Regions from separate parts of the Homo sapiens genome. Here region 2 is linked to region 1. A link is an interaction called in ENCODE POLR2A ChIA-PET data of the cell type or tissue named here. Cell type or tissue: PC-9. All regions are shown on one strand. Each heading gives the region's core, and the rest is flanking DNA. Links, peaks and the distances in the headings are about the cores only. Region 1 overlaps CACNG2 (calcium voltage-gated channel auxiliary subunit gamma 2). Region 2 overlaps CACNG2 (calcium voltage-gated channel auxiliary subunit gamma 2).

Evidence for each region. Peaks named below come from ENCODE experiments on the same cell type or tissue, not always from the same donor. Only the 100,000 strongest peaks of a DNase experiment are listed, where the experiment ranks them.
Region 2: POLR2A ChIA-PET joins it to region 1 with 6 read pairs; 2 of 35 experiments call an interaction of 5 or more read pairs at or near these places.

Annotation. Positions count from the first base shown.
Region 1 is chr22:36,622,672-36,630,671 of GRCh38, reverse strand. All of the region lies in intron 1 of CACNG2 (calcium voltage-gated channel auxiliary subunit gamma 2), which reads left to right. Among named protein-coding and RNA genes, the nearest start is that of CACNG2, 77 kb to the left of the region's middle. In PC-9, for the core only: no CTCF peak of the experiment used is centred there; no DNase peak of the experiment used is centred there; H3K27me3 peaks cover 7,634 bases.
Region 2 is chr22:36,553,569-36,563,945 of GRCh38, reverse strand. It overlaps CACNG2 (calcium voltage-gated channel auxiliary subunit gamma 2), which reads left to right. Exons shown (of 4, transcript NM_006078.5): 4 at 1-3,089. Among named protein-coding and RNA genes, the nearest start is that of EIF3D, 30 kb to the right of the region's middle. RefSeq lists a silencer at 504-732 and an enhancer at 371-886. In PC-9, for the core only: no CTCF peak of the experiment used is centred there; a DNase peak (open chromatin) is centred at 5,415.

The DNA.
Region 1 (8,000 bases), core at 1-8,000:
TACCCGACAGTGTTGCTTCGCTTTGTAAAGGCCTTCAGGGTCTATCTGAAGCTTCAAGGTTTGGGTTCAGCTCTCTCAGGGCCAACAGGGTCCTTCATGACCTCTACCTTCCCCTCCAGCCACCCTGTACCTCTTTCAATGAACCTGGATTTATGCCATCCTGAGGTATATTAGATTCCCAAATGCTTGCTGTTCCTGACTCCAAGCAAAATTGCTCTTCCCCTCCTAGATAAATGGTCACCATCCATCTGGTGCTCAGGTAAAAATCCTGAGAGTCATCCTTGATTCCTCTTCCCTTCACCCATGACATCAAACCCTTTTGTGGATAAGGTTGACTCTGCCTTCAGAATATGATCCCAAACTGCCATCTCCTGTCCACGCCCACAGCTTCTACCTCCACCCAGGCCACCAAGGCTTCCCACTGGGTCTGCCACAATACCTGACCAACTGGTCTACCTACCCACTGCCACCCCTTACAAACTATTCTTCAGGTCCTCAGCAGAGCCCACAGTGCTACATCATCTGGCTCCTGCTTACCTCTGTGGCCACATGACCCCTTCCCATGGTCTCCCTCCCGCACTGCCTTCTTCTGGTCCTCGTCGACACCAAGCTTGTCTCTGCCTAAAAGCCTTGCTGTTCCCTCTCCCCAAAATGCACTTCCCCGGGCTTTGCATGACTGATGCAGGGGGCAGCATGGAAGGTGATTTCTCTGAGATGGACTCCCTGGCTACCTTTACGCCCCCATGCCCTCGCATCACATTATTCCTTCCTGTAGGCTTTGCGACACATCACCATTTGAAAGCCTCTTCTTTGTGGATTCATTTGTTTACTTGCTCACTCTCTGTTCCCCTAGAATATAAGCTCTCTAAAGGCAGAGACTTTCTCTGTCTTCTTCACTGCGTCCTTGGGAAACTTGGGAACTTGTGCCTGGAACCCAGTAGGAGCTCAATATATGTGCTGAATGAATGAATGAATGAATGAATGAAGTGAATGAACAAATGACTGTTCTACTTGTCTGACTTGTATTCTTCTCACCTGGCCCCCTTTACCTGCCTAACTCCTTCATGTCCTTCAAGTTCAGGTCTGCTGATCATCTCTCTCTCTCCCTCTGCTCTCTCTCTCTCTCTCACACACACACATACACACGAACACACACACACACACAAACACACACACACAGTTAGTTGCCCCTCTCCTCTATCTCCCACAATAACACCCAGCATTTACTGCTCACTGTATGTAACACTTTGCATTATGGTTATGGTCCCTCCCCCAAGCTCTGAGCTCCCTGGGGATGGGGCTACATCCTTCCACTCTGCATCTCCATCACCAGCTCACAGCCTGCCCAGGGAAGGCACTGGGTGACTGCCTATTGAGTGAATGAATGAATGAATGAACGGTGAATGAACGAATGAAGGAAGAATGAACATATTCTTCACCAGTATTTAAGGCTTCGGTTATTCCTTAAGATATAAAATCAGATCCGTCTTACCCAACTCACTCAATCAGTCTCCAAGTTTGGGATTTTGAAGAGCATCCTAATTCCCTCCCAATGTTCCCCTAAGTCCTTATTCTTGCCGTAACAAGCAAACACTTCTCTGAATCATTTTGGAACTGGAGCCTCCCTCAACATTGTATTTCTGATTGGTTGCTATCTGTTTTGACAGTTGTCAGTTTTTTTTTATTTATGCCAAGCTCTCCCTGGGGTTTAGTTCCCTGAATCCTCTCAATCTAGTGCCTAGAAAGAAGAGAAAATGACTTACCTGTAAATCTTTTTTATTGAAGGTGCACCATAAAACAGATCCTCTTTCACCTCTCCACTCTCTCCTGAGATTTAAGGATTCTTGGCTTTTATTGTTGTCTTTACCCCTCATTTCAAAAGAAAAAAGCAGTGGGGGTTGGAGGGGCTTATTATATCCACCTAGAAGGAACAGCAGGATTCACACTTTCCTGCCAGTGAACCCAAACAATCAGAGCTTTCTAGGGGAGTTCTTGACAGTTTCATGCCAGAAACACACACCAAGCTGAGGACATTTATTATATGGCACACATCCATGGAACCGAAATTACAGACCATTTTCTCCTACCTGTCCCTTCCATTTGATTTCTGGGAAATGTCCACGGATAAAACCACCAATTTCCACTAGGAAAGCAGAACCCTAAATATAAATAAGAGGGGACTTCTGGGGCTCCTACGGAGAGAAACTTTCCCTTGCTCGTTATAACTAGTGTTTGCACACATCGTGCAGAGCAGAGGCATTTGCAGGAAAAGAATATTTCAGAAACTCAAATGAACATTCCTTCCTCCAGTTACCCTTACTCCCTCTCTAATATCCATCTGGGCAAGGGTGTTGATTAAGGTCAATGCAAAGTGGCTTTATGTTTTGCTCTATTTTGTCTCTGCATATGCTAGTCACTGTGTACCTTTCAAAAACATCTCGTCCCCAACTATCTATTCCTTTTTATAAATAGCACACATTATTCTCTGATTGTATAAGCAAAACATGCTTATTATAAAAACTTGAGTACATACAGAAAAGTATATAGAAGACTTAAAATAATTCATAACGTTCTCGCCTAGAAATAATCATTGGTAACATTTTAGAAGAAATACTGAAAGTTATTTGCCTTTTTTCTGTGAATGTACATATATGTATATTATTAGGATTCAGTTCATATTGTATGCACAATTTTCTCTTTTTTCTTAACATCATATCAAAATGTTTGCAAGTCCTTAATCTTTGAAACATGACTTTGAAAACATAATCATATTTTGTTAGCCTTAAAATCCATCCTAGATAAAATAAAACCAAAGAAGTTATCAGGTGACAACAGTTACCCTGAAGTAAACAAGTGAGTCTAAAATTCGAAAATCAGAGTCAATTGCTGGGCATGGTGGCGCACGCCTGTAGTCCCAGCTACTTGGGAGGCTGAGGCGGGAGGATGGCTTAAGCCCAGGAGTTCGAGGCTGCAGTGAGCTATGATGGTGCCACTGCACTCCAGTTTCTTTAAAAAAAAAAAAAAAAAAATCAAAGTCATTCATGCTAACTGCTTTTGAGTGGTCTCCATGGCAACTTGCCAACAGGCAAGACTGAGGTGAGTTTAAGGCAGCTAAGCCTGAGAATGTAAAATTCAAAGTCCAGCTGTGGGTCACCGTTATCTCTAGCTAGTGGGTTGACAAGCAGTTTTTGCTTTCTTGATTGTTCCTTTCTGTACAGACTATATGTGTTACCGTGAGCATGCCCTGCTTTTAAAATCACAAACAAAGTATAATGCTATTTTCATTTTGAAACCAAACAACACCTAATTATGTATCTACCCTGATTCTCTCATTCATTTTCTCTCCCTCTACACACACACACACACACACACACACACACACACACACACACGTCCCCACTCTCATCCACTTCCCACTTTCACCTCCCACTATTCCAGGCACATAGGCTCCACCCCTACCCACTCCTTCCTCCTTCCCCCAGGTCCTAGATGGGGTCCTAGATGGGAGGGGAGGGAGTGGGGGGCTTTCATCTGATTCCCCAGTCTCTTCATATCTGGCTCTAGTTTACTGTCTCAAGCCTGATGCCAGGTTGTCTCCTCAGAGGAGTGACAGACTTTGACATAGACAGGCTTTGGAATCAGAAGAGCTCTGTCACTTCCTATCTGTGTGGCCCTGGCCAAGTCACTTAACCTCTCTGAACCTCAGTTTCCTCTTCTATAAAATGAGGATAACCAGCTTGGAGGATTATACCATGATTAAATGAAGTCGGCTTGCACCGAATAAATGCCTGTCACCCCATACTATACTGACCATCTTTGGGGTCTTCGTTTTACTCTAAAGCTGTCAGTTTTTCCTCTGGCCAAGACTGAGGCCAAGATCTCCCTATGTATAGCTACAGACTCTTAATCAACTGGGACTTTTCTGCTTGGATAAAGTGACACCTTTTAACATTAGAGCTGGAAAATCTCCCAAAAGCAAACCATTGAAGAGACAGAAACCAAAATATGACTCGACTCTTTAAAAAGCTCCTCCCTAGTTGTTTAAGGTTCTCAGCTTGCCTTTGCAGGGAAATCCACAAAGATCTCATAAATATGGTCTTCACTGATAAAGAAGAGAACAGACCAATGAAACCCTGACAGTATCTATTCTCTGATCTTACATTTTGTCCAATTATTAGAGGAGGAGCGGGAAGAAGGAGGAAGAGGAAGGAAGAAGAAGAGGATAAAAATAACAAATGGTGGTATGGATCAGATGATTCTTTTAAAAGAGAGGAAAAAAAAAGAAGTAGTCAAGAATGAGGTAGGTCAATGCTGTTATGCTTTGCCGGAGAAGCAAGCTTGGATCGAACATTTAAGTGACTCTTTCAGAGACTAAAACAAGTCAGCATCAGAAATAGGGTTAGAATTTGGAGCTCACAGTTAGTCTGCAACTGATACTAATTTTAAAGGTGTCGCCGGGTGCGGTGGCTCACGCCTGTAATCCCAGCACTTTGGGAGGCCCAGGCGCGTGGATCATCTCAGGTCAGGAGTTCGAGACCAGCCTGGCCAACATGGTGAAACCCCGTCTCTACTAAAAATACAAAAGTTAGCCGGGCATGGTGGCGGGCACCTGTATTCCCATCTACTCGGGAGGCTGAGTCAGGAGAATTGCTTGAACCCAGGGGGCGGAGGTTGCAGTGAGCCGAGATTTCGCCACTGCACTCCAGCCTGGGTGACAGAGTAAGATTCCATCTCAAACAAACAAAAAAAAGGTGTCAATGCAAAACCAGGTTTCAAGGTAGCTAGCTCAATCTGCTAAATTTTTCATGCCTGTGCCTTTAAATTCCCAAGCAGCATTGCCTGTTTCTGAGTAGCACTTGTTCTCAATTTTTGTTTTTTTCCAAGAAAATGACTTGAGGTAGAAAAGCACATACAGTCAAATTACCTTCTGAAGGTTTTATGAAAAATTATTTTTTTAAACTGTAGTTAAAGATAAACACGATTTCTCCAAAGCTGAGCTACTTTATCAAGTCAGACAAAGCATAATACAGTTTCCTTTTAAAAACCCAAATTAGCTGCTATCATCGGTGATGATCTGGATGTGATACATTACAGTTTGCAGAATCAAGCAGCCTACTACATACTTGGAAGCATCGTTCATTCGCTGGACAATACTTACTGAACACAGAGTTTGTGAGGGTGCTATCTAGACCCTGGGGACACCAACCAAAGCAAAGAAGGGGTAGCAGTGCCCTGCCCTGAAGGACCCTGCCCTCCAACAAGAGAATGGGGGTGGGAGGACATACAAACAACCTCAAGGCAGAATGTGATCACCAAATTACAGAGTGAAGAAAGGCCATCTCATCCAACCCTCGATTGAAATGAGGCCCAGAGAGTGGATGCAACTTGTCCAAGGTCACACAGCAAGTTAGTGGGAGAGCCAGAATGCATTTTCAGACTCTCTATCCAGCGTTCTCTCCTCTGTATACAGAAACTATTTTAATTTTTGAAACGTCCTGCATTCCCCTGCCAGGGATTGCACAAAGCCTGGTGGAGCCTCAGAGATGCCTTATTGACACCTTTTACATTAGGACCCTAACCTCAAAGAATGTTACATCTGGAAGGGACCCCAAGGATTAATCTGTGGTTCTTTTTTTTTTTTTTTTGAGACAGAGTCTCACTCTGTTGCCAGGCTGGAGTGCAGTGGCATGATCTCGGCTCACGGCAACCTCCAACTCACTGGTTCGAGCGATTCTCCTACCTCAGCCTCCCAAGTAGCTGGAATTATAGGCACATGCCACCACACCCAGCTAATTTTTGTATTTTTAGTAGAGACAGGGTTTCACCATGTTGGCCAGGATGGTCTCGATCTCCTGACCTCGTGATCTGCCTGCCTCAGCCTCCCAAAGTCCTGGGATTACAGGCGGGAGCCACCGGGCCCGGCCTAATCTGTGGTTCTTGATCAAGAGGGTCTCTCACCCCAGAGTCACAGAATCCAGGCCCTGGGGTTGGGGATAATTCAAGCCACCTTGAAGGTGTTCATTAGACCTTTCCCAAAGAACTAGGGGCAGGTTTGGAGGGGGGCCAGCAAGATGAAAGGGCAATGGGGAATTCAGAAACAGGAAAGAAAGGAGTAGAAAGATATGCAGGGAGGGAGACAGTTTAGGCTGGTCTTCACTGGCAGAAGTTTTGGAGGCAGACAGACCTGGGTTCAAGTCCAGGCTCTGACCCTCAGCCTGGGTGCTGTGGGTGAGCAGCCTGACCTCTCTGGGCCTGTTTTCTCATCTGGAAAAGAGAGCATTCCCCTACCTCATAGGTTTGCTACAGGGCTCGGGGCACTGACGGGGAAGATGTGGGGTGCCTGGCATGCAGTCAGTACTGTGCGAAGGACTGCCATTGCTCTCACCACCAGGAGCAGGCTGGGAAGGTGAGAGAAGCCTCTGCCTGGTTCACGGCTTTGCCTCGGGCCATCCCCGCTGCCTCCCACACAGACTCCAAGCATTTGCTGGTGCTGCATGATTTAGAAATGATTCTAGAATTCCAAATCATGAATTCCAGGGAATCTGGTCCCCTGATATCTGAAGCTCAAAGGCAACAAGGTCCCCTCTCTTGGGATCCCTAAGGCTGTAAGAACAGATGCATATTAATGAGATGAGGTGAGGAGTCGCCGCTTAGGAACTGTACAGTCTAGAATCTGCAAGCCAAAAGGCCCTTCAAGAACTTTGAGACCAACCCCGTCTTGGAGGCCCAGAGAAGTCAAGCAACTTGCCCAAGGTCACACAGAGCATTATTGGGGTTAATGAGACTGAACCCCAGTCTCTTCATCCTGACAGCAGAAATAATAATTGGGATGACAAGAGGACTCAATGAAATTTTGCTGTAGAGCATTTTGCACACTGGCCCACAAATGTCTTAATGAATGATACTAATAGTAGTTATCATTATCATTTTTATTACCATCGTCATCATCATCATCATTATTGTCAGTTTTTAAGCAATTCCCCCTAGATGCTCAGCTGAGTCCCTTTCAGTGGCTCAACCCTCACTCTTTCAGTCTCAGTCTTTCTGTGTCAATTACCAGCTAACGAAGTCACCGGGGGCAGACTCTGGCCAGGCACTCTTGTACTAACTCACTTGGTGCTCACAATGAACGCAATCGAGTAGATATTCCTGTTACCCCATTTTCCAGAGAGGGAAACTGGGCACAGGACAATTAAGCCATATGCCCAAGATTACACCAGCAGGAAGGGGCAGAGCTGTGGTTTTAGTCGAGGCTCTCTGGCCCCAGCATATGAATGCCAAATGCAACCTTCCCTCATCACACTTCCAAATCTTCTCCAGAGTTATGCCTCCATTAATAATCCACGTTCTGGACTGGGCATGGTGGCTCATGCCTGTAATCCCAGCACTTTGGGAGGCCGAGGCAGGCAGATCACTTGAGGTCAGGAGTTCGAGACCAGCCTGACCAACATGGTGAAACCCCATCTCTTCTAAAAATACAAAAATTAGCCCAACATGGAGGTGCATGCCTGTAATCCCAGCTACTCAGGAGGCTGAGGCAGGAGAATCTCTTGAACCTAGGAGGTAGAGGTTGCAGTGAGCCAAGATCGTGCCACTGCACTCCAGCCTGGGAGAGAGAGAGAGAGATCCTGTCTCAAAAAAAAAAAAAAAAAAAAAAAACCCATGTTTTGAAGACTGAATGAGAAAGAGGACTTGTCTTACCTTTTTTTTTTTAAACGGAGTTTTGCTCTTGTTGCCCAGGCTGGAGTGCAATGGCGCAATCTTGGCCCACTGCAACCTCTGCCTCCCGGGTTCAAGCGATTCTCGTGCCTCAGCCTTTCAAGTAGCTAATATTACAGGCATGCGCCACCACCCCAAGCTAATTTTTGTATTATTGGTAGAGACGGGGTTTCTCCATGTTGGCCAGGCTGGTCTCGAACTCCTGACTTCAGGTGATCTGCCCGCCTCAGCCTTCCAAAGTGCTGGGATTACAGGCGTGAGCCACCGCGCCCAGCCCTTGT
Region 2 (10,377 bases), core at 1,265-9,264, 68 kb after region 1:
CAAGATAACATTAAAGCAAAAAAAAAAAAAATGAGAACAGAAAGGAAAGGGGATGTCCTTTGTATTTTTCAGGGTTTATGTTACTTTTTTTTTTTTTTTTTAACTCGGGGAGAGTTACTTTTCTGTTCCCTTTAACCCCCAGCGGGCCCTGCCTCCCTGGGAGATTGGGGGGCGAGACTCAGGGGCCCTGGGGCCAGGTGAGCCTGCAGTCACTGCCAGGTCCCTGGAGCCCCTGGGTGGGTGCCCCAGGAACTCCAGGAAGGCTCAGAGCTCGAGCCGGCTCCGCCCAGCATTGATGGGGCAATCGTAGGCCTCCAGGTGACCGAGCCCTTGTCCCTCCTCTCCGTTAGGGTGCCTGGAGGGGGGTACACTTGGGGCTTGCCTGGCCCCAGGTTCCCAGTCCTTAATGCTCCTTAACCCACTGTGATGACTTCCTAGGCCTTGAGGAAAGGGAAGGAGAGGGGAGGCTGCCGGTGGCTTACCAAGATGCCGGAAACCCCGGAATCCTCAGGGTGAGCCTCTTGGGGTCATGTCCCCAAGCTCCTGTCCTTGGGGTCAGGAGATGCCACCCCCCCCCCCGGGGGACATGAAACAGCTCTCCCTCCTCACCCCTCACCTCAGGGCCACCTGATGACCCTGGGGCGATGGTGGACCCCCTGACTCATAAGCCCCCCAGTCCCCTGGGAAGGGGGTTCATTGACCCTTTGGGGGTCCTTGGACTCACTGATGCCCCCTTGGGGCCCAGCGGGTTCAACAATGACACTGCAAAAAGGCTTCTTTTTACAAAAGAAAAAGGAAAAACAAGTGGTGATTTTTTTTTAATAAAAAAACCACAGACTATAAATAAATGTAAATACAAAATAAGTGGATTTACTTGCAAGAAAATCAGATAGTATTTTTCTTTTAATTCTTTTCCAGCTTTAAACTGTGAAAACAAAAAATGGGGCGGGGTGGGGGACTTAAACTTTAGCAGGGAACTTGTAAAGAAAAAAAAAACAGAAAACGAATATACAAATCCATTTACAAAAACAAAGCAAAACCGTTGTGAGAGGTGAGAGCTGGGCTTGAAGGTTGGAGGGAGTAGCGGAAGGTCCCAGTGAGCTGCAGGGGGTCTCTGTGATGGAAAGGTGGCTTCCTCAGACAAGGAAGGTGCTGCGAATGGGGGAAGACAGAATCCAACAAAGAAAGAGACCACACACCCCACACGCACACAGGCACGTTCACACACACATACACAGTCCACTTAGCCCAGCACTGCAGTCACTCACAGGGACACACTCAGTCTCAACCCTTCCATCCCATACACGGCCAGGGGCGTGGCTCAAAGGAAATTGACTCATGCCCTCCAAAGCCATGGACGACAACAACTCCACACTGGCCTTTGTGTTCATTCACAACCTCCCAACAGAGCATACACATGAACACACACATGCACACATACCCACACACGCACACATACCCACACACACACACACACCACTCGCATGCATGGGAAGGGCACCCGTCTAGAATCCAGGACTGGATTCCGGAATTCCTTGCTGCATGGCCTCTCTGGGCCTTAATTTTCCCCCCATGTAAGCATGTGGATTGACCCAGAGAAGCACTAAAGGCCCATTCTTGCTCTATGTATCTGTGACTTAAGATCTGCCACCTGCCCCGAGGATATGCCAGGGATGACCAGGACAGCTGCCACCAAGCCCCCAGGCTCATCATCAGTCAGCCTCTCAGACACACACACACACACACACCATATACCTCCTCACTGTGCTCCCCGAACACCTGCCCCCACATCCAATGTCAAAGCAAAAATACACACATGTGAGCAAACATAAAGCTGTTCAGGCAAAGAGGGGAAAGACGCAGGGGTCCCCAAAGCCCTTCTTCACTTTGTGTCCCCTTGCTGCGATCATGGAGAGTTAAAGAGGCTTCCTTGGGAGAAGAGCTCTGCCACCAGGGCTTCCCCAGTGTCTTTGGGGGTCTGTGAAAAAGAGGATCCTCTGAGGTTTACTGGGAGGGCTCAAGGCTGAGGGAATGGAGAGGAAAATTTTAGCAGTTCCATCCCAGTGTAAGGACCAACCCCAAAAGTTAAACTTGCACCACAGACTAAAGGTCAAGGGCATCCTGTGTTTCTCCCCTTTCTTCCCCAGAGTGACAAGGGCCAGTTCAGACTGACAGAAATCCAACAGCTTTCCTGAGCTGGAAATTTCAGAACAGTCTGCAAGTTACTCCCAGGTGACTGAAGGTCAAGGTGAGGCCCCCCTGCCTCTGCCTGCGAGTCTCCCCCGGTTTGCATTTTTCTTGACACCGGCATTTCCTGAGGTTGAGCTCTCTGGGGAGTTCTAGAGAATGGCTAGTAAGGCTTTTTGAGCTTGCACATCTCACCTGCCTTTCCTGTCTTTTGCCTGGGAAAGGAAAGTTATTTTCCCAGGTCAGCAAGGGGCAGAACATCGGCCAGCCCAGCCCAGAAGTACAGGGGGAGGTCATGGGCCCTGGGGCAGAACAATGGGAGACAATTCAAGGTGTGGTAACAACAACCAAGTTGCCCTCAGTCTGGGCAGAAACTGAACTCTACCCCTCTCCCACCCCAATCTTGCCCGCCATCCCACCAGATTCCAGACCTAAAGGGATCAAGGATGAGAGCGAAGGGAGAAGGGAGGGTCCCCAAGAAAACCGCACCCAAGCGAGCACTGTCTGAAGAGAAAAACTAGCTCCAGTTCTCCGAATTCTGGCAGAGCGTCTGGGAAGGCGATCAGTGCTTCTTTCCATGGCGCAAGGCCTGGGTTCTGGGTGTGCTTGAAGAAAGCCACTGGGGTGTGGGGTGACATCGCCATGGCTGAGAAGGGGCTAGGGGGTCCGGAGGGAAGGAGCCAGGACCGGAACTGCAAGGGCGTTGCTGCCCAGGGGTGTGGATGATTGCTCATGTCCAGCTCAGACCAGTTCAAGAAACTAACCTCCATTTATTTTCTTGGTGAGTCCTTTTTTTTTTTTTCAGACTGTTAACAGAAAAAAAATTTTAAAAAGCAGAAAACTGAAAAAAAAAATCCTGGTACATGAAATAAAGATTTTTTTTTTTTATAGCTTGGTCCTCACTTCAGTGAATTTCTTTAATTCCTTTCCCAACTCCTGGCATCCTATTTAAAACAATCCTAAAGCTACAGATTATTGGGGATGAGAGGTTTAGATGCTGTACAGTAGGGTGTCCCCCCACTCTCTAGATCATGAGTTCCCTATTAAATATCCTTTAGGGATACTTGCACGCCTCCAGTGACAGCGGGCTCACCCCCTCCAAAGATAGCACCAGCCAGTGCTAAGCAGCACTCTTTGGCAAAAGTCTTCTCTGCACACTGAATTTTAATCCACCTCTTCCTTCACACTCCAACAACACTGAATAAATCCCTTCCCTTTTCAGCATGACAGCCCCTCAGATATTTGAAGACAGAGAGCATGACGTCCTTGAGTTTTATCTTTTAGAATAAAGCAGCCCCACTCAACATCCCAGTTACACTCCAGGGTTTCCATTTTCCCCCGTGAAATTGTGCAGTTTGGAATGGACATGACCCTACCAGTTTACTCAGGGGGCTCCCTGCAGAGGGGTGCTTCTCAGGAAGAGGAGAGCCATGGAGTGGCAGAAGAATGGGGAGGGTCCCTGGGACTCTCTTAACTTGAAGAGATGAGAAAGACAAGATGGAATGCTAACAGGAGGATTTGACCTTTGACATCAGAGAAAGGCCCCATTGGAAGGATGACCTGTCATGCCCCAAAACAGCTGTCTAAGATAACAGTGCTATCTAAGATGTGTTGGGGAAGCATACTCACTGTACAGCTCTCCTGGGGCTCCAGAGAAAGGAGATGGCAAGCAGATGACACCTACACACCGCACAGACCTAAGAGAAGGTAAGCCCTGTATGACGTGGCCCGGAAAAGTCTACTCTAGAAGGGTCCAATGTTCAAAACTCCCTGTTCAACTCAGCCTCAGTCTGCTGGGGCCACACCACCAAGCCCCCACCAATCTCAATTATCTCTCTCTCCAGGCTCACCCCTAACACTTGTGGGGTCCAGGGCAAGAGTAGAAAGGGAGGCTCACTCTCCATAACTTAAGTCTGAAGATTTAACAGCTGCACATCGAACTAACGACCTTAAAAAATGGTCTATCAGCCAGGCGAGGTGGCTCACCCCTGTAATCCCAGCACTTTGGGAGGCCGAGGAAGGTGGATCATGAGGTCAGGAGTTCAAGACCGGCCTGGCCGAGATGATGAAATCCCGTCTCTACTAAAAACACAAAAATTAGCCGAGCGTGGTGGTGGGCGCCTGCAATCCCAGCTACTCGGTAGACTGAGGCAGAGAATTGCTTGAACCCGGGAGGCAGAGGTTACAGTGAGCCGAGATCGCGCCACTGCACTCCAGCCTGGGTGACAGAGCGAGACTCTATCTCAAAAAAAATTAAAATAAAATATAAAATAAAATTTAAAAATATGGTCTATCCTCTGTCCTGGCAAATATGTCCTTGTGACAAACTAAAATGTTAGGTTTGAATTTAGAATTCTCAACCTCCTCTGCATTCTGCTCCTCAAAGTAGCAGCATGGGGCAAGCCCACCCTGGAACCCAAGACCACAGCTCCCTGCCCATGACCCACCCCTCCTCCTTTCCCACTTCCAGCTCCACTCAGCACGTTCAGGGCATCTCCCACAAAGTGGGCACACATCCCAGCCTGCACACCCAGCTTTCCCAAAACCACTGCTTAAGGCAGGAGGACATGGGTCCTCAGGAGGACAGATGGCAGCCAGCCCTGGAAGCCAGCACGGCAGGACTCTTGGAGCAGAAATTCTACAGCAGCAGGCATCAGACGAGTGTCTAGCAAAGGGTAGGGCTTGGGGTGAGCACATCGCCTTGGCCTGTGAATTCCTCACCATGTGGGAAAGGGCCTGGTCTGAGGAGGGCCAGGGCAGGGTCCCCTCTTGCTCTTGTTTAAGGCCAACACAGCCTCTCTCTGCCTTTTGAATGTAGATTTTAACACTCAGAGCGCAGTTTAAGGACCAACTCCCAGAGGGTCAGGTAGAGGCCACGGAGCTCAGAAGACCTCTCCCTTCACGGAAGTCACAGGTGGAGGCCAGCAAGGGCAAGCGATGTGTCCAGGCTTACACAGTGAATCGGCTTCAAGCAGGCACAAGGCCCAGGGCCTCCAGACCTTCCAGCATCCCTGGCCACCTGCCTCAGATGGAGGTTTGAAGCGTTCCTCCTTCCCCCTCTTCCATTCATGCTTCAGGCTTAGCAATTCCTCCTTGCAGTCATGCTGACTTCACCAAATCCAAAAACTTCAAAGCCTCTGCAGGGAGTGAGGGAAGGTGCTGCTGTGTTGGTGAGCGCCTAGACCTGCCTAACAAGGAGTATTGGTTTAGACTGACTTCTAAGGCCGCTTGGTGAAAGCTGGCTGGCAGCCAGCAACTGCCTGCTCCCCCAGGGCACAGCTCTGGAAAGAAGCATTACCATCACCAGGGGAACTTTGCACTGCCTCCCCTGCCCATCATGGGCTGGGCAGTCACAGACATGAATACTTCCGTGTACTGAAGCCAACTCCTGTGGGCTCATGTGAGCCAGTTATGTGCATCTCTTCCCAGCTAACTCCATATTCCATGACGCCACAGCAGCAACTTGAAGTCGGCCATGGTGGGAACATTTACACTACAGCAATGGGCAAATGCTGCTAATCAGGGCTTATTTTTCCTTTTCTTTTCTTTTCTTTTTTTTTTTTTTTTGAGACAGAGTCTCACTCTGTCACCAAGCTGGAGTGCAGTGATGAGATCTTGGCTCACTGCTACCTCCGCCTCCCAGGTTCAAGTGATTCTCCCGCCTCAGCCTCCCAAGTAGCTGGGACCACAGGTGTGCGCCACCACACCCAGCTAATTTTTGTATTTTTAGTAGAGATGGGGTTTCACCATGTTGGCCAGGATGGTCTCGATCTCTTGACCTCATGATCCGCCCACCTTAGACTCCCAAAGTGCTGGGATTACAGGGTGAGCCACTTCGCCCGGCCCAACAGCATTCTTTTTTTCAATGAAGAGCCGGTTGTTAAACATTTGCCAGCATATCACTGCATCAATCTGTGGGCATGGTGTGTGCCCAGAGGCTCATTCATGGACATCTCAGAGACACATCCACACCCCACAGTGCATGTGCATTTGTGTATGGCCACATACATGTTTCCATGTGTGCACATGTGCGTGCACACACACACATACACACCCACACACGCTTCTGGAAGTAGATCCATTCACACAAATATACTCAATCAGTCATCAGCCTTTATTGATCACCTGCCCCAGCAAGCCTTGATCTTGCTGCCAAGAGTACAGGGATGACAAGGATGTGGACTTTCCTGCAGGAAGCTCTCAATAGAGGCAGAGACAGGGACAGGTAAGCAGAGACTGACCAAGAAAGGTGATAATGCCACCACAGGGGGAGGAGGGTGAACGAATAGGGGGTGAGGCACATGGAGGAGGTGACGCTGGGGCTGAGGACGTACATAGGCACTGCACATGGTTCTCCACATGCTTAGTCCCTAGGTCCTTGGAGACCCATCTGTGCACTTCCATGCACAGGCCAGCAGACAGGGTGCATGCTATGTCACAGACGCTCGCATCTATGTGGACACACAGACCACATGTGCATGCTTGTGCACCCACACAGACTCACAACATCCATCAGAACAAGGGAACACAGCACAAGGTCAGATGGCCTCACCATATCTGTCAGAACAAGGGAACACAGCACAAGGTCAGGTGGCCCATTTCTGTCACCAGGTGCACCCCGCCCTGAAGCAGTGAGCCCATCTTTCCCTCACTCTGGCTCGCCCTCTCTCCACCACTCTCTCTCTCTGTCCCCCTGTCTCCCACTCTCTCCTGTTCTGGCTCCCTTGTTTTTTCTCCCTCCTCTCTCTTCCACCGAGTTACCAGCCTCTGTCTCACCTCATCCACTATGCTGCAGAAGGGATTCCAAGGGGAATACGAAGTCAGTCATATGAAACCCAGGCACCTCTGTCAGTCAGTAGGGCTGGAGGTGGAGACAGAAATGGGGCCCCAGATGGGATCTCTGAGGCAGCCCTTTGAGATGAGTCCCACAAGATCAAGAACATCCCTCCCACCCCATTCATTCCAGGCCCGGGATGAACTATCACGATCCTGAAACAGTTCAAATCTCAGCACCTCACGGGGAGGTAAGACAGGGATGTGAAACTCAGATACCAACCTCAGGCAGCATAGAGCTAATTGTTGGGGGGACAGAGGCGGGAAAAGGTAGGACTGGAGCTAAGCCACAGCTTCACTATGTCATTGTCTTACTCGAAAACTTTCAGTGGTTCTCTAGCACCCTCACAGTAAAGCTTCAAAGCCCTCCTTGGTTTGGAAGTCTGTTCATCTATCTTGCCACAGCAAATTGGGATTTATTGAGATTCTACAATGTGTCAGGCACTGCCAGATCATGGTATCATAGCCCTATTAAACAGGCATTATTATCCCATTTATAGGTATGAAAACTGAGGCTCAGGGAGGCAGAACGAGGGTTCTACCTTGAGAACGAGAGAGGCAGTATGAGGGTTAAGAAGGTGGGCTCTGGACCAGGCACGGTGGCTCACGGCTGTAGTCCCAGAACTTTAGGAGGCCAAGCTGGGTGGATCACGCCAGCTCAGGAGTTTGAGACCAGGCTGGGCAACATGGTGAAACCCTGTCTCTACAAAAAATACAAAAATTAGCTGGGCATGGTGGTGCACGCCTTCAGTCCTAGCTACTTGGGAGGATGAGATGGAAGAGTCACTTGAGCCCAGGAGTTCAAGGCTGCAGTGAGCCATGATTGCATCACTGCGCTCCAACCTGGGCAACAGAGAGAGACCCCGTCTCAAAAAAAAAAAAGAAGAAGGTGGGCTCTGTAGCCACATTGGCAGGGTTCAGATCCGCAACTTTGGGCAAATTATCCACACGTCAGTTGCCTCATCTGTAAGAGGGGAATGATAATAGCAACCACCTTATAAGGTTGTATGAAGTAAATGAATTCAAGACGTGAGAGTAGTGCCTGGCACATGGCAATTGTAATGTAAGCTCACACTTACACAGCACTTCCTATGTGAGTGAACACTCAATATCTGTAGCCATGGCACCAAGATATCCTTAGAATGTGGTGGACTGGGGTTCAAAGGTGGGGGTCTCTGGATCCAGAGCCCTCATTCATACCCATTATTCTGTCCTGCTTCCATCATCTATACACACGAGCATGCGCGGAGACCTGTCGGGTCCCCTAATGGAGAGCTGTGCAGGATACAGAAGGGCAAGGAGAAGGAAAAGGGTGATTCTTCCTGGCAGGGGTGTGGAGATCTGGGTTATAGAGGTGGTGTCAGGGAGTGTTGTACAGTTCTGAGTCGTGAAAGCCCCAGAGAACTGAGACTTAGGCCATACCCATCTCCTTTCTGGTGCTATATCAGCCTGGGCTGCAGCCACAGAGACTTACACTGGCTCTTAGGAACACTTCAAGACCACTCCGATGCCTTGCATTCATTCATTCATTCATTCATTCATTCTTTCATTCTTTCAGCTCCCACCACATGCCATTCACTGTGCTTAATGCTGGGGATAGCTGCAATCAAGACAAACATGGTCCCAGCCTTCTGTAACTCATGTGCTATAGGAAGAAAGGGAAAATTGGCCAGGTGCGGTGGCTCACGCCTGTAATTCCAGTACTTTGGGAGGCTGAGGCAGATGTATCATGAAGTCAGGAGTTTGAAACCAGCCTGGCCAACGTGGTGAAACCCCATCTCTACTAAAAATACAAAAAATTAGCCGGGCATGATGGCGCATGCCTGTAATCCCAGCTACTCGGGAGGCTGAGGCAGGAAAATTGCTTGAATGCAAGAGGTGGAGATTGCAGTGAGCCAAGACCATGCCACTGCACTCCAGCCTGGGCAACAGAGCGAGACTGTCTCAAAAAAAAAAAAAAAGAAAAGAAAAGAAAAAGAAAAAGAAAAAAGGGAAAATTAGCAAGTTAAGAATCAAATAATTATATAATTATAGATTATTGTGAATGCTATGAAGTAAGTGCATTGGGGCAATGATTTTTAGAATATCAGCTACCCAGGAGGCTGAGGCAGGAGGGATGCTTGAGACTAGGAGTTCGAGGCTGCAGTGCACTATGATTGCACTTGTGAACAGTCACTGCACTCCAGTCTGGGCAACGTAGTGAGAACTTGTCTCTCTAAAAAAAAAAAAAAAGAGAGAGAGAGAGAAAGAGAGAAATTTATCAGGGATTAACCTCTCTTTAGATGACTGGAAATTCAGTGGCTTAAAACAGCAATACCATTTTATTATCTCCCACAGTTCTGTGGGCTCAGTTGGGTGGTTCTTCTGTTCCGTATGATGTTAGCTGGGCCTGCAGTCATTCAGGGGCTCACCTGGGCTGCAGCACCCAGGCTGGCTCACGCACATGGCTGGAATCCATGCTGACTGTTGGCTGGGGGTTCAACTGGGCTGTTGAGCTGAACACCCCATTTCTCCCGCTGTGTCTCTCTATGTGATATGGGCTTCCCACAGCATACCAGCTGGGTTCCAGGTGGCAGGAAGGAGAAGCTGCCAGTCATCTGAAGGCCTCACCTCGGAAGCCTCAGTAAATTACCTCTGCCACATTCCATTGGCCAAAGCCAGGCCCAACGCCCGGCCCACTTCCAGGAGGAGGAGAAATAGAGTCTGTTTCTTGATGGGAACAGCAGCATACACAGGAGAGGCCAGGAAGCACTGGGAGTTGTCTTTGCAGACCAGCTACCACAACCCCTTTAAACAGAGCAGTCAGGGGAGGCCTCCCTAAGATGCTGACTTTCAGCAGAAATTTGAAGCGTAGGAATGATGAGCCAGGCAGAAGCAGGGGATGGGAGAGAGCAGAGGGCTCCAGGCAGAGGGAACGGCACATGCAAAGCCTCTTTTTCTTTTTTTTTTTTTTTTTTGAGACGTAGTTTTTGCTCTTGTTGCCCAGGCTGGAGAGCAATGGCATGATCTCAGCTCACCACCACCTCTGCCTCCCGGGTTCAAGTGATTCTCCTGCCTCAGCCTCCCCGAGTAGCTGGTATTACAGGCTTGTGCCACTACTCCCAGCTAATTTTGTATTTTTAGTAAAGACCGGGTTTCTCTATGTTGGTCAGGCTGGTCTCGAACTCCTGACCTCAGGTGGTTCGCCTGCCTCGGCCTCCCAAAGTGCTGGGATTACAGGTGTGAGCCACCACGCCCAGCCACAAAGCCTCTTTTCTGAAGCAGGGAAAGAACCTGGCTTGTGAGAACATCTCAAAGATGACTCCAGTAGTTATCCTGGGTGAGCAAGGGGACAAGTTACACAGGATAAGGTGGAAG